2 separate regions of the Homo sapiens genome follow, and region 2 is linked to region 1. Evidence: read pairs that join two places in POLR2A ChIA-PET (ENCODE). Cell type or tissue: GM12878. All regions are shown on one strand. Links, peaks and the distances in the headings refer to the core of each region. The heading gives the core; the rest is flanking DNA.

Region 1 (10,931 bases), core at 4,026-8,025:
TGCTGGGATTACAGGCGTGAGCCACCGTGCCCGGCCGACTTAACGTACTTTCTTAAAAGTTTTTTTGTAGAGATGGGGTCTTGTCATGTTGCCCAGGCTGGTCTCGAACTCTTGGCCTCAAGCAGTCCTCTCACCTTGGCCTCCCAACATGTTGGGATTATAGGCATGAACCACTGTGCCTGACCTATATACTTTCTTTTTTTTTGAGAAGGAGTCTTGCTCTTTTGCTCAGGCTGGAGTGCAGTGGCTCGATTGAGCTCAGCTCACTGTAGCCTCCGCTTCCTGGGTTCAAACGATTCTCCTGCCTCAGCCTCCTGTGTAGCTGGGATTACAGGCACGCGACACCATGCCCAGCTAATTTTTGTGTTTTTATTAGAGATGGGGTTTTGCCATGTTGGCTAGGCTGGTCTCAAACTCCCAACCTCAGGTGATCCACCCGCCTTGGCCTCCCAAAGTGCTGGGATTATAGGCGTGAGCCACCGCACCCGGACAAATGAATTTAAATTTGAAGTGGGTGTTTGTGGATGATACATGTTTATGTCAGTTTTAGCATCCAGTTTCTTTCTTTCTTTGTTTTTTGAGACAGAGTATTGCTCTGTCACCCGGGCTGGAGTGCGGTGGAGGCGGGATCACAGCTCACTGCAAACTCCACCTCCACGGCTCAAGTGATTCTCCCCCCCTCGGCCTCCCAAAGTGCTGGGATTACAGGCTTGATCCACCATGCCTGGCCCCCAGTTTATGTCTTTATTCTGTTTTGGCTGCTTGGTTCTGCAAATCTGATTTGGAGATATGGACAGTCTCCATGTCTCCATGTGTACCTTAGTTTGTTCTTTTTTAAAAATGGAGACGGGGTCTCGCCATGTTGCCAGGCTGATCTCCAACTCCTGAGCTCAAGCCGTTCGCCGCCTCTGCCTCTCAAAGTGCTGGGATTAACAGATGTGAGCAACTGCGCTGACCACATTAGTTCTACTGATTTAGGAACAGGGATTAGTAGTAAGGACGTTTTATTTGGAAGACAACATTGTTTATTGACTTTAATTGTTTTCACTTCCTGTCACAAATGCAAAAGTGACCAGAACCTCACACTGAACTCTTAATACTGTTTTATGTCAACTTTTAATTGTTACCACACACACACACTTGGCTAGACCCTTAAGTGAAGGGAGGATTCACAAAGTAATTGTGGGGAAAGGTCTTTAATTGGTTAAGGTATAAGGTATACGATTTGCAAGCATGATTTTATGTGAATGAAGATGTGAAGGCTTAAATTAGGGTGGTAGAAACACCAGTGCAGCAGAGCCGTAGCCTTTTTACTCAGTGATGTATTCATAGAAAATTCTGAAATTCGTAGATTTTAGTTTTTTTGAATGTCAATAAATTATGCTTGATTTCAGGTTATATACTCTAAATCCTTCAAGTCCTTGTCCTCTACCTTCCTTTAAAGTTAGATATTACAGTGCTTGCTTTGGCGGCACATACACTAAAAAAAATAAAGTTGGACATTTCAGTAGGCTAGACCTCACCAAAGATACGGCAGGTGGGTGGAGGGGGGAGAACGACCCAAAGTTACCAAGGAGGAGCTACAACACAAATGAATTTGCTCACAGAACTGAAAAGAAGACTGCCGATAAGGCTTGCCCCTATCCATTTGACCTCAGACTGAATTTCAAATTCAGCAGTTAACCTCAGAATAAAATAAAAGTATTCCCGTTTAGAAACATATTCTTTTGATCTGTTTTAGGGAGGTGCTCAAGCTTTGGTGGTTCTCAGATTTTTTTTTTTTTTCATGAGATAGAATCTTGCTCTGTCATCCAGGCTGGAGTGCAGTGGCACAATCATAGCTCACTGCAGCCTTGGACTTCTAGCAATCCTCACCTTAGCCTCCTGTGTAGCTGGGATTACAGGCACATACCAACATGCCCAGCTAATTTTTTTTTTTTTTAAGAGACAGGGTCTTGCTATGTTGCCCAGGTTGCTCTTGAACTTCCAGCTTCTAGAAATCCTCCCGCTCCAGCCTCCCAAGTTGCTGGGATTGTAGGCGTGAGCCACTGCGCCTGGCAGAAGTCATATTTCAATAGCCCTTTAAGATAATTGTGTTGCTATTTGGTAATAAGACAACACTTGGCAAGTGGTAGTTTCTTAAAGATTATTTGCAATGTGTAATCAGAAACCATGTTAGTGAACTTTTCTCAGTTACTTTAAGACCATAGTTTTGTCCTTCTCAGTCATGGTAACATAAGCATCCATGTATTGCTTCCTATGCTCATGCACCTTGTCATTTAGCAAAGTGATCTTTATAACTTTCTCAGTATTGGCAACCCTGTCAGCCCTGGTCACGTCCACCAAGCAGATACTTGCCTAGAAGTAATTTAAGACTCAAAGTTGGGGCTGTTCTGGATGTATGAGTGAGACAGGCTTCGAATTTCCAAAGGAAACCATTTTTATAAAATCATACAGTTGATCGCTCTAGCTGTTGGGTGGAAAACTGGTCTGCTAGATAGTTTCTAAACTAAGGGAAAAGAGGAAAAGGAGAATGTTGTTGATGTTGAAAATATCTCAGGTTGCTCCCTAAATATTCCATTGACATCTCTAACAACGTGTGTGTAGGTGTTTTTTAAACTTAAAAATTTGGTTTACCATTTTACCATATGAAACAATTTCTTAGATGGTCTCATCAGTTTCAGTTGGGTAACAATACTAGTCAAAGAGATCTTTTTTTTTTTCCTCATTAAACTTTTTTAGGGGCTCTCAAAATTCCTTGACAAATTTTTAGTCAAGTTGTTTCCATTAAAAAGTACTGATTTTAAAAACTAATAACTTAAAACTGCCACGCGCAAAAAAGAAAACCAAAGTGGTCCACAAAACATTCTCCTTTCCTTCTGAAGGTTTTACAATGCATTGTTGTAACCAGTCTTTTACTACTAAACTTAAATGGCCAATTGAAACAAACAGTTCTGAGACCATTCTTCCACCACTGATTAAGACCGGGGTGGCAGGTATTAGGGATAATATTCATTTAGCCTTTTGAGCTTTCTGGGCAGATTTGGTGACCTTGCCAGCTCCAGCAGCCTTCTTGTTCACTGCTTTGATGACATCCACTGCAACTGTCTGTCTCATATCATGAACAGCAGCGCGACCCAGAGGTGGGTAGTCTGAGAAGCACTCAACACACACGGGCTTGCCAGGAACCATATCAACGTTGGCAGCATCACCAGAGTTCAAGAAGTTAGGGCCATCTTCCAGCTTTTTACCAACATGGCGATCCATCTTTTCCTTCAGCTCAGCAAACTTGCATGCAGTGTGAGCCGTGTGGCAATCCAGTACAGGGGCATAGCCAGCACTTATTTGGCCTGGAAGGTTCAGGATAATCACCTGAGCAGTGAAGCCAGCCGCTTCCATTGGTGGGTCATCTTTGCTGTCACCAGCATCATTGCCATGACGAACATCCTTGACAGACACATTCTTGACATTGAAGCCCACATTGTCCCCAGAAAGAGTTTCACTCAAAGCTTCATGGTGCATTTCGACAGATTTTACTTCAGTTTTAATGTTGACTGGAGCAAAGGTGACCACCATACCAGGTTTGAGAACACCAGTCTCCACTCGGCCAACAGGAACAGTACCAATACCACCAATTTTTGTAGACATCCTGGAGAGGCAGGCAAAGGGGCTTGTTAGTTGGATGAGTTGGTGGTAGGATGTAGTCCAGAGCCTCAAGCAGCATGGTTCCACTGGTATTGCCATCCTTACAGGAGGATTTTCGTCCCTTGAACCAAGGCATGTTAAAACTTGGCTCCAGCATGTTGTCACCATTCCAACCAGAAATTGGCACAAATGCTTCTGTGTCGGGGTTGTAGCCAATTTTCTTAATTTAAGTGTTGACTTCCTTAACAATTTCCTCATATCTCTTCTGGCTGTAGGGTGGCTCAGTGGAATCCATTTTGTTAACACCGACAATTAGTTGTTTCACACCCAGTGTGTAAGCCAAAAGGGCATGCTCCTAGGTTTGTCCATTCTTGGAGATACCAGCTTCAAATTCACCAACACTGGCAGCAACAATCAGGACAGCACAGTCAGCCTGAGATGTCCCTGTAATCATGTTTTTGATGAAGTCTCTGTGGTTAAGTCTCTGTGTCCTAGGGCATCAATGATAGTCACGTAGCACTTGCTGTTCTCAAATTTCCACAAGGAGGTATTAATGGTGATACCACGTTCACGCTCAGCTTTCAGTTTATCCAAGACCCAGGCCTACTTGAAGGAGCCCTTTCCCATCTCAGCAGCCTCCTTCTCAATTTTTTCAATGGTTCTTTTGTTGATGCTACCACATTTGTAGTTCAGATGGCCAGTAGTGGTGGACTTGTACGAATCTACGTGTCCAATGACGACAATGTGGATATGAGTCTTTTCCTTTCCCATTTTGGCTTTTAGGGGTAGTTTTCACAACACCTGTGTTCTGGCGGCAAACCCATTGTGAAAAGAAAAAAAAGCTAGTCAGAGAGATCTTTTCGGTTCCTACTAGTCAAAATGTCACAGCAGCATCAAGCGGGCACTTGTTAGAAATGCTTTATCTCAGGACCTACCCTAAACCTGCTGAATCAGAATCTGCAGTTAATAATACTGAATGCAGAATCTGCATTTGATTTGTATACACATGAAAGTTTGAGAAACACTGCTTTAGATTATCTAAGCTATCTGCATAGTGTGAGTGTATTGTCTGGCTTAGGTATTCTTCCAAATATCAGGGTGTATAGGTCTTCACATTTCATGAAATCAGTAGGTGTTCATTGAAAAGGAGAATTAACTGTGTGAAAAAATTTAACATATGTATGGTCCTAGAAATACTATAAGTTTAGGTGGATTGTCTCTTGTTACATAACGTATTATAGGAGGAAGGGCACTGCTTTCTGTGAAATTGCTATCTAGCTCAGGGTCCTGTCACAATCAGAAGTTACCTGTCATTTGTTTTCTGTCCTCTACTGTTGCATCAGGTCTGTTGCCTTCATCAGTCGAGAGAATGGAGAGGACCACTGGTGGCAGCATGGGTCTGGGGCCAAAAGGGAGCCTAGAGGCTTAGGATTGGATACTTCCTAGAAGTTGGAGGAGCCTAAGAGGGGTTGTGAAGCAGAACTTCTGTTGGCCCTGTTCAGCTTGGGGGAGACTCTGTGTGGGATGTCTTGAGTGTTCCAGGACGTGCCTCTCACCTTGTCTGCCATTGTATTCACAGCTTAGTCCCCAGTGGTAGGCAAAGCTCATGCTCTTAACATTTACATTATGTTGTCTTTATGAGGAGCTATATCCACATGAAGTATTGTTTCAAGTGTGTGATATCACACATAGACTCAACAATGATTACCGTTACCAGATTTTGGACTTTTTTATATGGTTCCTTTTCTTTGGCAAAGGTAATAAGCAAAAGTACATGAAGTACTATGTAGACAGACAGATTCCATAATGATGTTTCGCAGCTATATAAATCTCTCTTAACCTTACTGTGTCCAGTTAAAAAAAATCGATTTGGTTTTCAACTAATTTTGGACTTTTTAATAAAAGCAGTATAGGTACAGCATGGTTAAAATGGTATAAAAGGGTATATACAGTGAAAGATAAGTTTCTCTCCCACTCTTCCCTTCCCCCAAATATTTACTAGGTTTCGTATATCTTTCTGTGCCCTTGGAGACTAGCTATGTCTCTGTCTCCCTCCCCAACTTAGGTATGCAAATTGGATCATGACTACCCTGCACTTGTGTGTGTTTTACTTAACTATACCTTGGAGATTGTTCCATATCACATTGAGTTTTTATTGCTTTTCCTGAGATTGTTTATAAATTGGTTATGATTGGTTGTTCACTTAGAATTATTAGTATTTGCCTTGGAGTTAAATTAGTATAGTTTATGTAAGTATGTGCTTTACAGTTGAATGTTTTAAAATATTTAAAGCAAGTGATAGGGAAAATAGGTAACCATTTCAGGGTTAAGGGCCTCATGAAACTTGAAATTTCTTTTTTTTTCTTTTTTTTGAGACAGAGTCTCGCTCTGTTGCCCAGGCTGGAGTGCAGTGGTGCGATCTGGGCTCACCGCAAGCTCTGCCTCCTGGGTTCATGCCATTCTCCTGCCTTAGCCTCCTGAGTAGCTGGGACTACAGGCTCCTGCCACTATGCCTGGCTAATTTTTTGTGTTTTTAATAGAGACAGGGTTTCACTGTGTTAGCCAGGCTGGTCTCGATCTCCTGACCTCGTGATCCGCCCGCCTCAGCCTCCCAAACTGCTGGGATTACAGGCGTGAGCCACCGCGCCCGGCCGGGGGAAACTTGAAATTTCTAGGGTTTAAATAAAATATGTATTTCGGTATAGAAAAACCACCATACCCAAGGTTAGTCTTGCAACAACAAACAATATATGTATATTCAGATATTCAAGAGCTGATTCACATTTGAGAGTTTTACAGAGATTACAGAGTTTTAGAATGAAGCCTTAGAGTTGCACTTTAGAATCTATATTGACTAGGCAGGTAAATATATATTTATTGCATTTAACTAACTAGGTAGGTAGATAGATGAGCTTAAATACTAGAATATCCTTTAAAGGAAAACCTGAGACATTTTTCATATCTGAAGCATCCTACAAAAATATCTTTGCTTTTAAAAATGGATACGTTTCTAGCATGGGCAGCAAAACAAGACTCTGCCGCTACAAAAAAATAGAAAAATTAGCTCGGTGCAGTGGCTAATGCCTGTAGTCCCAGTACTTTGGGAGGCCAAGGCAGGAGGATTGCTTGAGCCCAGCCTGGACAACATAAAGAGACCTCATCTCTACAGAAATTTAAAAAATTTAGTTGGCCATAGTGGTGCACACCTGTAGGCCCGGCTACTCAGGAGGCTGAGGTGGGAGGATCACTTGAGCCTGGTAGGTCAAGGCTGCAATGAGCCGTGATAGCACCACCGCACTATAGGCTTGGCAACGGAGTGAAGACCCTGTCTTAACATCCCCCCACCCCTCACAATAGGTACATTTGATGTTAGACACAGATCATTATAAAGCTTACTTAAGCTAACAAAATTCATGTAAATTTTCTCAGGTGTGAGTGAATAGGTTGTATTGGTATATAGGTGAACGTTCTTTTTGTTTTTTGAGACAGAGTCTCGCTCTGTCGCCCAGGCTCGAGTGCAGTGGCGTTACCTTGGCTCACTGCAACCTCCTACTGCAACCTCCTCCTCCCAGGTTCAAGCAATTCTCTGTCTCAGCCTCCCGAGTAGCTGGGATTACAGGCGTGTGCCACCATGCCCAGCTGATTTTTGTATTTTTAGTAGAGATGTGGTTTCACCATCTTGATCAGGCTGGTCTTGAACTCCTGACCTTGTGATCCACCCACCTCGGCCTCCCAGAGTGCTGGGATTATAGGCGTGAGCCACCACGCCCGGCCTGAAAGTTTTTTTTTTTTTTTGAGACAGAGTCTAGCTCTGTCGCCCAGGTTGGAGTCCAGTGCCGCTATCTCTGCTCACAGCAGTCTCCGCCTCCTGGGTTCACACCATTCTCCTGCCTCAGTCTCCCGAGTAGCTGGGACTGCAGGCGCACACTACCATGCCTGGCTAATTTTTTATATTTTTAGTAGAGACAGGGTTTCACCATGTTAGCCAGGATGGTCTCGATCTCCTGATCTTGTGATCTGCCTGCTGCGGCCTCCCAAAGTGCTGCGATTACAGGCATGCGCCACTGTGCCCGGCCTGAATGTTCTTTTTTTTTAAGAAGGTATATACTGTGGTTGATTGTCATGATGCCTGCAATTTTAAAATGATTCAGAGAAACAGATTACAGATAGCAAATAGGGTAAAATGTTAATTGAATTCAGATTTAGCTGTATTTTGTGTCTTTGAACTTTTCCATGATAAAAACTTGGCGGGAGGGAAACATACCTCTTTAAAGTTAATATAATTTTCACAACTTGACTTGTGTTGTTTCTTAAATTGCAAGCAGATACACACCTTTTCATAGATTTAATCTGAAAACATTCTTTCTCTTGACCCTTATGATTGAAGTGACTTTCATGTAATTTATTTATTGAGAAGATTTTGAAAAAAGAAAATAAGTGAATTGCTTTTAAAATGAAGGCGGAAGTGTGATACATTTTATTAAGATGTGAATTTTTGAGCATTTTGACCACTAGTATATACTTTTTTTAGTAAATAAAAGAGTTACTACTGTGTAATACTTTATTTTATTTTTTGAGATGGTGTTTTGCTCTTGTTGACCAGGCTGGAGTGCAATGGCGTGATACTTTATTTTATTTTATTTTATTTTTTGAGACGGAGTTTTGCTCGTTGACCAGGTTGGAGTGCAATGGTGCGATCTCGGCTCACTCCAACCTCCGCCTCCTGGGTTCAAGAGATTCTCCTGCCTCAGCCTCCTGAGTAGCTGGGATTACAGGCACCTGCCACCACACCCGGATAATTTTTTGTATTTTTAGTAGCAGTGGGATTTCACCATGTTGGCCAGGCTGGTTTCAAACTCCTGGCATCAGGTAGTCCACCCGCCTCGGCCTCCCAAAGTGCTGGAATTACAGGAGTGAGCCACTGCGTCCAGCCATATGTAATACTTTAGTAAATAAAAAGTAAAAGGGATTGATTGGCATTTTCAGTCTTTTTTTTTATGGCTAGAGATGAGTTAAAAAAATAAAATTTTAGGGCTAGGAAAAGATTTTTTATTTGGACTTTAGAAAAATCAGAGACCAGTTTTCTCTCTTCTGCTTTTTTATTTAGCTGGGAAAATACTGCAAAATTTCCCCAATTCTTTGACATGAAAAGAAGTAGGATGTGGCAGCAGTTATATTTTCAGATTAATGAATAGAAGAGATTTCAGGTCAACAAGTGATTTGCAGAGCTATAAAGATAATGCTTTGATTGTGAATTATTTACAGCTGGAAACTCTTACTTTCTTATGCTTCTTTGAACTGTAGAAGGGATGAGATGTGATAAGCTGTGTGTGTGGGGGTGTGGGTGTGGTTTGTTTTCTGTAAGATGTAGTATTGAGTTCATGCCTGCCAAAAGTTGCTTAAATTATTCCATTTCTGATTTTGAGGTACTGTCGTGTTTCTGTCTTGATTTGTACTTCATTGCCAACTAATTAATTTAAAAGCATTGTTGTTTTCTCATGGAGAATATGGTTACTATGCTTTGTTCACATGGAGCAGAATGTCAAGTGGTAATCTTAATTAAATATTTATAAGATCATATTCATGTTAGTGAATTTCTAGGAATAACACAGCCTTTTTTCTTCTTTTGTAGCATAAGCAGTACTATAATGGATGTAGACAGCACAATTTCCAGTGGGCGTTCAACTCCAGCAATGATGAATGGACAAGGAAGCACTACTTCTTCAAGCAAAAATATTGCCTATAATTGTTGTTGGGACCAGTGCCAGGCTTGCTTCAACTCTAGCCCAGATCTGGCAGATCACATCCGTTCCATACATGTAGATGGTCAGCGAGGAGGGGTTGGTTTTGTCATTTCTTTTTTTCGCTCCCTGTTTTCGTTAGTTTTATTAATTTATAATTGCTAGTTAGGCTTTTTTGCTGAAAGTAATTTGGGATTATTTTTACACAGGCTTAGTTTTTTCAAGTGAATTTTTAATAATTATTTCCCATATACTTGATAGAATCAAATAAAAATAGGGTATGTGCTGGATTTTAGTTTGTTTTTAGATACGTTATTTTGAAGAAATTAGACTTTTAAAAGTATAGTAGGTGACAGTATTATTAATGAATACAGTGTATTCCAGGGTTCTGATGTTTTGAGTTGAGAACATTTAGAATTAGCACTTTCTTGATTTTCCTTTGTTAGAGGATCCTAAATTATTCCTGACGCTTAAATTAACTGGGGAGACTATTGGTACCAGGATTAGTGTATGCAATTCTATTAAATAACAACCTGAACTCATTATTTGTGAGTGAGAATTGATCATCTTTCCCAGGTCTTGTCAGAGCTGATTTAGATGGAAAGTTCTGATTAGTTAGTATTGACCTATATGTCCTTTCAGGAATACATTTAATTGTGTCAGTTCATGTAACTTCTATTAGGTACTGAATAAAGAGCTAAGCAAATTGGGTAAGCCAAAAGTAATGTGCCAAAATATTAATTTATACATTGTTTCAACTTTACCTAGAATTTTGTTGAATAGTTATCACACTTAGTGCATTTTTCAGAAATTAATGTCACAGTGTAAGGGCAGGTAATTTATTAATATTAGGCCACACATTTCCTATCAGCCTGGCATCACTATTGAAGAACAGATAACTAACACAGTAAAAATCATCATGGTTTAAGTTAGTGGGTAACTGTTTCCAAGGTTCTGTTGATATTTAGAGTATAGTATTGATCTTTTTTTTTTAAACATCCAACCGGGTCAACGTTTCTAACATTTTAAGCAGTGATGTCATACTTGAATTTTTTTTTTTTTTTTTTTTTTTTGAGACGGAGTCTCACTCTGTTGCCCAGGCTGGAGTGCAGTGGCGTGATCTCAGCTCACCGCAGCCTCTGCCCCAAGTGATTCTCCTGCCTCAGCCTCCCGAGTAGCTGGGATTACAGGTGCCCGCCACCATGCCTGGCTAATTTTTGTATTTTTAGTAGAGATGAGGTTTTGCCATGTTGGCCAGGCTGGTCTCGAACTCCTGAACTCAGTTGATCCGCCCACCTCGGCCTCCCAGAGTGCTGGGATTACAGGCGTGAGTCACCGTGTGTGACCGAAATTTCTTTTAAGACATATTCATCCCTGTCACAATATATTATAATGTGTCAGCAGTTTTTTGATTACTCAAACTTGATAAGTATAGCAATTGTACATTTGTCTTCTTGTTAGAGTTAATATGTATGATGTCTGAGTAACCAGTAAAATGTTATACTTACCTATGATCTGTTAACTAACTGTGTCCATCATATGGTA
Region 2 (10,931 bases), core at 3,921-7,920, 64 kb before region 1:
ATTTTGGTGAGCAGGTGTGCTATGTCAAATTGAGTGGTCTCAACACAGTCTCATATTCTCACTGGCCAGAACCAAATGACATGGCCACCCTAGCCATCGGGGTGTCTGGGAAAACAAGTGTTTCTCTTCCCAAACTTTAGAATAGAGAAAGGCAAGGAGAAAAGAGTTGAAATGGGTGTTGAGTGAGCCAAGCTGCAAAAAATATCCCACAAACTAACATCCACCTCACAAACTAAATGTCACCTGCAGCGAACTGGTTAAATAAATCAGAGACTATCCAGTGCATGTTGTTCCTTATTGTATGGTGTGGTTAATCTATGAAAAGCTGTTCACTGTATATGTAGTAAACAGGGCAGTTTATAAAACAATATGTCCTGCAGGATCCCATTTTGTTAAAGAGACATGTATACTATTCATTCACAGAAAAGCCTGGATATACACGATAATGTTCATTCTGGATCTTCTTTAAACACTTCCACATTCTATGATTTATTTTTGGCAAGAAATCACGTCTTTGTTTTAGAATAAGGAGCAGAAAGTAAATTTCCATTTTTAGTTTCCCATTGGGCCAGAAACTGGAGATAAACTAGTCAGTTAAAATCAACCTGATGATGCCTTCTGCCCCCCACGTGACCTCTAAATGTTAGCTGTAAAACTTTGTGAGTTGAGTCAAAGCCAAGTTTAAAGGGAAAACCATAAATAAGCCATTTTGGAAAATATAGCTATTGGCAATCTGTTACATTTCACTTGTATTTCTAAGAGGACACACTCCAGCACATCCCTAGTTGCCTGACTAAAGCTCGCTTGGTAAAACAAAGTGATAATTATTTCAGCAATAGGCTCAGCGCACAATCATGTAGAACCTGTTTTTGAAGGAAGACTGATTGGCATGCCAAAAAGAAAGTCTTGGGTCAGGATGCTAAGTAAAAACTTATTTGTGAAATGGTCTGGAAGAATTTGATAGTGTGAATGTATCATCTCTGAGGAAATCTCAGGAACATCAACATAAAACAAGCTCTCCTTTGAGTTTCCAGTGATTTGGTTCATTTGCTTGTTTTTTGGAATGACTCATAGTTGATTTAAAACATTGTAATAGACAACTTACACAGTTACCTTTTTTTTTTTTTTTTCTGAGACAGAGTCCTGCTCTGTTGCCCAGGCTGGAGTGCAGTGGCGCGATCTCTGCTCACTGCAAGCTCCACCTCCTGGGTTCATGCCATTCTCCTGCCTCAGCCTCCCGAGTAGCTGGGACTACAGGTGCCCGCCACCAGGCCCGGCTAATTTTTTTGTATTTTTAGTAGAGACGGGGTTTCACCATGTTAGCCAGGATGGTCTCGATCTCCTGACCTCGTGATCCACCTGCCTCAGCCTCCCAAAGTGCTGGGATTACAGGCTTGAGCCACCCACCACGCCCGGCCACAGTTACATTTTAAAATCAAACCTAGCCCTAAAAAAATAATACCAGCATAACATAAGTCTATTATCTTGTCTACTATCTTGATCTGAAGAGAACTCTAGGCTTTGGTCCTTAACACCATCTGGGCTAAAATGTTCTGGGAGACTCAAGGAAGGACTGTGATTGCTTTCAGAGAGACAATAACCAGTTCTCGTAAGATTCCTGTGGATGGACCAAAAGTAGACTCAGCACATACATTTTGTGGAAACAACATATAATCCGTGGCACATCTGCCTCCTTTTACAAAAGTAAAAGAAATAAGAATTTAAAGGAAGGAAAGAAAGTGGAATCTGGAAGCAGTAAAAAGGCTATAAGCTTGAGGATTGGAGGCAGAAGGGAGCAAGGATCAGAAGGTGCATCAGGCATCAGGTTCAACTGAAGAGAACAATGAAGGTCACAGCCAGCAATAGAACTCACTGAGAATCTTCATAAATGTCTGATGAAACCACCAAAGAATATATTGTTTAAAATCTATTTTTATTTTCTTTTATTTTACTTTATTTTTGAGACAGAATCATGCTCTGTCGCCCAGGTGGGAGTGCAGTGGTACGATCTCAGCTCACTGCAACCTCTGCCTCCTCGGTTCAAGTGATTCTCACGCCTCAGCCTCCTGAGTAGCTGGGATTACAGGCATGTGCCACCACACCCAGCTAATATTTGTATCTCCTTTTTTTTTTTTTTTTTTTTGGAGAAGGAGTTTCGCTCTTGTTGCCCACGCTGGAGTGCAATGGCGCCATCTCGGCTCACTGCAACCTCCGGCTCCTGCGTTCAAGCTATTCTCCTGCCTCAGCCCCCCGAGTAGCTGGGATAACAGGCATGTACCACCACGCTCGGCTAATTTTGTATTTTTAGTAGAGACAGGGTTTCTCCATGTTGGTCAGGCTGGTCTCAAATTCCTGACATCAGGTGATCCGCCCACCTCAGCCTCCCAAAGTGCTGGGATTACAGGCATGAGCCACCACACCCAGCCGTCTCTCTCTCTTTTATTGTGAACAGGGTCTCACTGTGTCACCCAGGCTGGAGTGCAGTAGCATGATCCTGGCTTACTTCTTACTTCAGCCTCAACCTCCTGGGATCAAGCAATCCTCCCACCTCAGCCTACTGAGTAACTGGGACTATAGGCTCATGCCACTACACCCGGCTAATTTTTAAATTTTTTTATAGAGACAAGGTCTCACTATGTTGCCCAGGCTGCTCTCAAACTCCTAAACTCAAGCAATCTTCCAGCTCCAGCTGGAAAAATATGTATATGTTTTGCTCTTTGTTGCCCAGGCTGGAGTGCAATGGTGTGATCTCAGCTCACAGCAATGTCTGCCTCCCGGGTTCAAACAATTCTCCTGCCTCAGCCTCCCAAGTAGCTGGAATTACAGGAGCCTGCCTCCACACCTGGCTAATTTTTTTTATTTTTAGTAGAGATGGGGGTTTCACTGTGTTAGCCAGGATGGTCTCGATCCCCTGACCTCATGATCCGCCCACCTCGGCCTCTGAAAGTGCTGGGATTACAGGAGTGAGCCACTGTGCCTGGACTGTTTTGTTTTTGTTTTTGTTTTTGTTTTTTTTTGAGACAGAGTTTTGCTCTTGTTGCCCAGAGTGGAGTGCAATGGCACGATCTTAGCTCACCGCAACCTCTGCCTCCTGGGTTCAAGCGATTCTCCTGCCTTAGTCTCCCGAGTAGCTGGGATTACAGACATGTGCCACCACACCCGGCTAATTTTGTATTTTTAGTAAAGACGGGGTTTCTCCATGTTGGTCAGGCTGGTCTCGAACTCCTGACCTCAGGTGATCCACCTGCCTCGGCCTCCAACAGTGCTGGGATTACAGACTTAAGCCACCACGCCCGGCCCTGAGGTATTTTAAGTAGGAGATTGACAGGACCAGATTTGCCTTTTGAATAGATAACTGTGTCACTTTTGTATATTCATACAATGAAAAGGTTATGCTGCACTGAAAATAGACTTGGATGACACGTCTCAGCATGAAAATTTCACACAGATGTAAGATTAGTGGGCTAGGGGTAGCGACCAAGTGACAGAAGGATACATACAATGTAATTTTATCTATATAAGCATAAAATATTCATGAAAATATACACACACATATATGGACACATAAATATTGTAAAAATATAAAGACCTGTGGAAAAGGATAAATGGCAAAATCAGGTTATAGTTATCTCTGGAATGCTAGGCCGGGCAAGGTTGCCCATGCCTGTAATCCCAGCACTTTGGGAGGCTGAGGCAGTGACAGAGCGAGACTCCATCAAAAGGAAGGAAGGAAGGAAGGAGGGAGGGAGGGAGGGAGGGAGGAAAGGGGAAGGGGAAGGGGAAGGGGGAAGGGGGAAGAAAGGAAGCATTATGCTAAGTGAAGAACGAATTTACAAAAGGCCACATATTGTATGATTCCATTGATATGAAATATCCATCATAGGCAAATTCATAAAGACAGAAAGCTGATTAGTAGTTGCCAGGTGCTTAGAAAGAGGGAAATGAGAAGTGACTACTTGATGGGTATGGGGTTTCCATTTGGGATGAAGAAAAGGTTTTGTTAACGAGGTCATGATGTCTGCACACTATGAATGAATGTCTGCACATCATGAATACCTGTACTTAATGCCACCGAATTGTACACTTTCAAATTGTTAAAATGGTAAATTTTATGTTATGTGCCTTTTACCACAATTTAAAGGGAAAGAAAATGAGGAGGCTCAGGTTTGTGCACTTAACCATACCACTCATCTAACTTTATGTACTTGCTCATGCTTCACAGAATGTAGAGATCCAGGCTGGGTGTGATGGCTCACGCCTGTAATCCCAGCATTTTGGGAGGCTGAGGTGGATGGATCATCTTAGGTTGGGAGTTTGAGACCAGCCTGGCCAACATGGTGAAACCCGGTCTCTACTAAAAATACAAAAATTAGATGGGCGTGGTGGCGGGCGCATGTAATCCCAGCTACTAGGGAGACTGAGCCACGAGAATCACTTGAACCTGGGAGGTGGAGGTGACAGTGAGCTGAGGTCATGCCACTGCACTGCAGCCTGGGTGACAGAGTGAGACTACATCTCAAAAAAAATAAATAAATAAAAAATAAAATTAGAGACTGTGTCTCAAAAATAAATAAATAAAATTTAAAAATAGGCCAGGGGCAGTGGCTCACACCTGTAATCCCAGCACTTTGGGAGGCCGAGGCGGGTGGATCACGAGGTCAGGAGATCGAGACCATCCTGGCTAACACAGTGAAACCCTGTCTCTACTAAAAAAATATAAAAAATTAGCCGGGCGTGGTGGCCGACACCTGTAGTCCCAGCTACTTGGGAGGCTGAGGCAGGAGAATGGCGTGAACCCGGGAGGTGGAGCTTGCAGAGAGCCAAGATCACTGCCACTGCACTCCAGCCTGGGCAACAGAGCGAGACTCCGTCTCAAAAAAAAAAAAAAGAATGTGGAGATCCAAGTTGATCAAAAAGACATGGTGTTCCCTCTGCTTGAGACAATCTCCTTTCAGGCACACATGAACTCACACCCACACACCCTTTCCTTTGTTCTAGGAAATCCTACCTACCTTTCAGCTAAGACCTCACTACTTCCAGAAATATTTTCCTGACTGCCTTATGCCTCTTGGGACAAAACATCCCTCTATTGTGTACTTCACAGCTTTAGCTTCTTCCCTATTGTAGCATTAATAGACTTGTGAGTCCCCCACTGTATCCCCACGGTATCTCCCGACTTAGCAGAGTGTTATGCACATAGTAAATCTTTGCTGAGTGAAAACATATGTTATAAATATCTTGTTTTTTAATAAAAAAGATTATTATCTCTCTGTCTCCCAAAATTACAAGGATCTGGAATCTCACAGACAGGAGGAGAGAATAGGGCGGGACACTATGGCTCATGCCTGTAATCCCATCACTTTGGGAGGCTGAGATGGGAGGATCACTTAAGCCCAGGAGATGAAGGCTGCGGTGAGCAAGCATTGGGCCACTGCAATTCAGCCTGGGCAACAGAGTGATGAGAACTTGTCCAAAAAAAAAAAAAAAAAAAAAAAAGGTTAACCAAGTTCTGAGCTGTTAACATGACAGTAATAACAGACTTTTTTTGTTTTTATTTTTGTTTTTTTGAGACAGAATCTCACTCTGTCATCCAGGCTGGAGTGCAGTGGCGCCATCTTGGCTCACTGCAACCTCCGCCTCCCGGGTTCACGCCATTCTCCTGCCTCAGCCTCCCGACTAGTTGAGACTACAGGCGCCCACCACCACGCCCGGCTAATTTTTGTATTTTTAGTAGAGACGAAGTTTCACCATATTGGCCAGGCTGGTCTCAAACTCCTGACCTTGTGATCTGCCTGCCTTGGCGTTCCAAAGTGCTAGGATTACAGGCATGAGCCACTGCATCCGGCCTGGACTTATGTTTTAAATGGTGCTAATCTAGATTAATTAATTAGAAAAACCTCCTTTGAGCACCCACCATGTTTCTAGTATTGTGTTCCATGTGGTTTAAGTTGCATAAGACACAGTTACAACCCAGAAGGATCCTGTACTACCACTGCTCAAGCAATGGGGTCACCCACAACTTCATCACTTTTCTCTCCTCCCTGCTCCAGTTGTGCAGCAATGATCCCTCCACTTCTATTCTTTCTCTCTTCCTACCAGGGACCAGTTCTTCAGCGAGGTGCTGGGGATAACAGCATGAGCCAGACTAGAGACCCTGCTTACGGTTTACTTACCCATCATCCTCAGATATCCTAGATGAGTTTTCTCATCTGTATAAAAAGGAAATAGGGACTGGGCGCGGTGGCTTATGCCTGTAATCCCAGCACTTTGGGAGGCCGAAGTGGATGGATCACTTGAGGCCAGGAGTTCAAGGCCAGCCTGGCCAACACAATGAAACCCTGTCTTTACCAAAAAATGCAAAAATTAGCTGGGCATGGTGGCATGTGCCTGTAATCCCAGCTACTCGGGAGGCTGAGGCAGGAGAATTGCTTGAACCCAGGAGGGGGAGGTTGCAGTGAGCCAAGATCACACCACTGCACTCCAGCCTGTGCAACAGAGTGAGACCCTGTTTAAACAAACAAACAAACAAACAAACAAAAAGAGGAAATAGAGTTACCTGATCCTGAACCTGGCCCTAAGGTATGCTTTCAAAATAGGTTATTTCCCTTTCCCTCCTCTCATTTGACCAAGAGCTATGAAAGAAGTGTTGTGTGCTCAGAAAGTCCAGCTCCAAGTTCAACCAGCCAAGCATGGTGACTCACGCCTCTAATCCCAATATTTTGGGAGATCAAGGTGGAAGGATCACTTGAGGCCAGGAGCTCAGGAGGTCAAGATCAGATTGGGCAACACGGCAAGTCCCCGTCTCTTAAAAAGAAAAAAAAAATTAAAAAAGAAATTGGCCGGACGCGGTGGCTCATGCCTGTAATCCCAGCACTTTCGGGGGCAGAGGTGGGCAGATCATGAGGTCAAGAGATCAAGACCATCCTGGCCAATATGGTGAAAACCCGTCTCTACTAAAAGTACAAAAAAATTAGCTGAGCATGGTGGCATGTGCCTGTAGTCCCAGCTACTCTGGAGGCTGAGGCAGGAGAATCGCTTGAACCTGAGAGGGGGAGGTTGCAGTCAGCCGAGATTGCGCCACTTCACTCCAGCCTGGGTGACAGAGCGAGACCCCGTCTCAAAAAAAAAAAAAAAAAAGAGGGAAATTAGTCACTTAGGAAAATAATACCTTTTCTTTTTCTAAATAAAATACAAACAGAGTCTTGCTGTGTTGCCGACAATTGTCTTGAACTCCTGCTCTTAAGTAATCCTACTCCTTTGACCTCCCATGGTGCTGAGAACAGGCGTGAGCCACTGCACCCAGGCTGCCTTTCTAAAATAGAAAGATGGCTTTCAAGGCTGGACGCAGTGGCTCAAGCCTGGGAGGCCAAGGTGGGTGGATCATTTGAGGTCAGGAGTTCGTGACCAGCCTGGCCAACATGGTGAAACCCCATCTCTACTAAAAATACAAAAATTGTCGGGCGTGGTGGCTCACACCTGCAGTCCCGGCACTTTGGGAGGCCGAGGCGGGCAGATTACCTGAGGTCGGGAGTTTGAGACCAGCCTGACCAACATGGAGAAACCCCGTCTCTACTAAAAATACAAAATTAGCCATGTGTGGTGGCGCATGCGTGTAATCCCAGCTACTCAGGAGGCTGAGGCAGGACAATCACTTGAACCCGGGAGGTGGAGGTTGCAGTGAGCCGAGATGGCACCATTGCACTCCAGCCTGGGCAACAAGAGCGAAACTCCATCTCAAAACAAAACAAAACAAAACAAAACAAAACAAAACAAAAATTACCTGGGCATGGTGTTGCGCACCTGTAGTCTCAGCTACTCGGGAGGCTGAGGCAGGAGACTCTCTTGAACCTGGGAGGTGGAGCTTGCAATGAGCTGAGATCTCGCCATTGCACTCCAGCCTGGGTGACAAGACTGAAATTCTGTATCAAAAAAAAAAAATTTTAAATGAACCAGGCATAATGGCACATCCATGTAGTCCCAGCTACCTGGGAGGCTAAGGTAGGAGGATCACTGGAGCCCAGGAGTTCTAGGCTGCAGTGAGCTATGATGGTGACACTGCACTCCAGCCTAGGAGACAGAGCAAGATGTTGTCTCTAAAAAAAAACAAAACGAAAACCTTTCTTTATCAAATTCTTATTTCGCCTCCGGGGACTCCGCCCCATCTAAGATAGTCTGCCTTTGATAGCTGTTTCAGCTGCCTGCTGAATCTTGCCTACAAAGATTACAAACAAATGACACATCATGAAGCCATCTTGCTGGCAGGTTGGATGAGAAAGTTTTCCATCTGAGAACTTGCTCTGGAGCTGTGCTGAAGGATAACAGGTTGTAACTTGGCTCTAAACTCTGGGACTGTTCAGCAGGTCCCAGTGGTGACCTCCAGTTATAATTAGGCAATGACCCATAAATGTGCAGACAGATTAGAAAATTAGAGGAGGCCAGCAGCGAGTCTCATGCCTATAATTGCAGCAGTTGGGGAGGCCAAGGCGGGTGGATCTCTTCAACTCAAGAGTTCAAGACAAGCCTTGGCAACATGGTGAGACCCCTGTTTCCGTTTCTACTAAAAATACAAAAATATGTGTGTGTGTGTGTGTGTGTGTGTGTGTATATATATATATATGTATATATATATAGCTAGGTGTGGTGGTGTGCACCTGTAGTACCAGCTACTCGGGAGGCTGATGTAGGAGGCGGGAGGATCACTTGGGCCCAGGAGGCAGAGGTTGCAGTGAGCCCAGATGGTGTCAGCCTGAGCGACAGAGTGAGACACCATCTCAAAAAAAAAAAAAAAAAAAAATTAGGGGAGAGAGACAGGGATTTTTTTTTCCCCTGCACCATGTGTCTCACTTAAAACATTGAGATGTGGCCTGGCACAGTGGCTCCCCCCTCTAATCCCAGCACTTTGGGAGGCTAAGGAGAGAGAATTGTTTGAGCCCAGGAGTTCAAGACCAACATAGGGAGTTCAAGGGAAACACAGGGAGACCCCATCTCTAAAAATATTTCAAAAATTAGCTGGGTGTGGTGGCTCACACCTGTAGTTGCAGCTACCCAGGAGGCTGAAGAGAAAAGATCACTTGAGCTCAGGAGGTCAAGGCTACAGTGAGCAGGGCATGGGGCCACTGCATAGCAGCCTAGGTGACAGAGCAATACTCTGTCACAAAAACAAACAAAAAACAAAGCAGCAACATAAAGAAAACAACCAAACATTCAGCTGTGAAATAATTGCCTTTAAGTAGAGTATGTACCAATTCACTCAGCTTGTTGGACTCTGATGTCAATGAGGCCAGGAGCTTACCCCCCCCGGGGGGCCAGGAGATTCAAATACAGGCAACATTTCTTCCATCATCAACATCCCTACTTCCAATTTGTCATCGCAAAAGTGCTGTTATTCCCAAGGGATTTTAAGGAGGTGATGTAGACAGGACATTTTCAACACTCCTGGGGAAAGTGTGTCTTTATATATTTGTAATGTCAGATCAGTAGTATCATCTTGATATTCAAGGGACTGCCCTATCCTAAAACATAAACTTGAGAAACTTATGTTAAGTGAATAGCATGGAAGTTAATGGTCAAATGCAGTATGTCTCTTACCAAAGGAGACTTGGACACAGAAGAGCCTCACATTTGTAAATGCTTTAAATCCTGATTTCCTTTTAGGTCACAAGTCTGTCTTCCCTTGCCAACTTCATACGTAATGCAATGGCATCAGCTTTTGGTGAAAGCTTGATTGATTCCTTCTTCTTCTTCTTTTTTTTTTTTTGAGACGGAGTTTTGCTCTTGTTGCCCAGGCTGGAGTGCAATGGCGCAATCTTGGCTCATCGCAACCTCTGCCTCCCAGGTTCAAGTGATTCTCCTGCCTCAGCCTCCTGAGTAGCTGGGATTACAGGCATGTGCCACCACACCCAGCTAATTTTTTTGTATTTTTAGTAGAGTCGGCGTTTCACCATGTTGGCCAGGCTGGTCTCAAACTCCTGACCTTGTAATCCGCCTGCCTCGGCCTCCCAAAGTGCTGGGATTATAGGTGTGAGCCACCACACCCGGCCGATTCCTTCTCTTTCAAAAGCAATCAAGAGAATGAAGCAATTAAACTTAATAACACACAGTAGAAAGAAAACAGCTTTGTTTGTGTTTCAGTCCTACCTTAGGAAGATCCTGTAGCTTTGCATTAATTTTAAAGAATTTTATGACAATAGTTATATTGGTTATTCGTATACTCCTAATTGAATCAACCTGTCCCAACAGTTCAAATTTTATGGAGTTAAAGTGTTCTTAAGTAATTAAATAGAAGGTTTCTTAGTAGGATATTTAAGGGCATTTCAAGTGAATAAGGCCAGCATTATAGATCTAAATTATGACTCGGGCTCATCTTACACATAGGCAAACATTAAGGACCTACTAGCCTACTTCTTCCTAAATTATACAGGGCAACAAATTGTTGTGATTCATTTTAATCAGTAGAGATTAATAAACTTCCTGAAATGGTTCTTTATAAGTTTTTAACTAACTCCCTCATTAAGATTTCCTTACTAATCGACCTGTAGATGTAATCAGTGCCTAGTCCTTTATGGCCTTACTAATATGCCAATGCTATGCTTGCTATATGAATATAGAGAAGACTTTTTGTATACTGATTGGAGCCAAACAGATAAAACCTAAGTTTTATTTCCAAATCTAATTTTGTGTGTGTGTGTGTGTGTGTGTGTGTGTGTGTGTTTTGAGACAGAGTCTCACTCTGTTGCCCAGGCTGGAGTGCAGTGGCGCAATCTTGGCTCACGGCAACCTCCGCCTCCCGAGTTCAATTGATTCTCCTGCCTCAGCCTCCCAAGTAGCTGGGATTACAGGCACCTACCACCACACCCAACTAACTTTTTTTTGGATTTTTAGTAGAGATGGGGTTTCACCATGTAGGCCAGGCTGGTCTCAAACACCTGCCC

The links. Peaks named below come from ENCODE experiments on the same cell type or tissue, not always from the same donor. Only the 100,000 strongest peaks of a DNase experiment are listed, where the experiment ranks them.
Region 2: POLR2A ChIA-PET joins it to region 1 with 5 read pairs; 10 of 35 experiments call an interaction of 5 or more read pairs at or near these places.

What each region holds. Positions count from the first base shown.
Region 1 is chr12:19,453,233-19,464,163 of GRCh38, forward strand. It overlaps AEBP2 (AE binding protein 2), which reads left to right. Exons shown (of 8, transcript NM_153207.5): 2 at 9,278-9,485. It also overlaps the pseudogene EEF1A1P4. Among named protein-coding and RNA genes, the nearest start is that of AEBP2, 19 kb to the left of the region's middle. RefSeq lists enhancers at 4,506-4,555, 5,066-5,115, 5,196-5,275, 5,631-6,154. In GM12878, for the core only: a CTCF peak has its summit at 4,536; no DNase peak of the experiment used is centred there; H3K4me3 peaks cover 403 bases; H3K27ac peaks cover 1,102 bases.
Region 2 is chr12:19,389,508-19,400,438 of GRCh38, forward strand. No RefSeq gene overlaps it. Among named protein-coding and RNA genes, the nearest start is that of AEBP2, 45 kb to the right of the region's middle. In GM12878, for the core only: no CTCF peak of the experiment used is centred there; no DNase peak of the experiment used is centred there.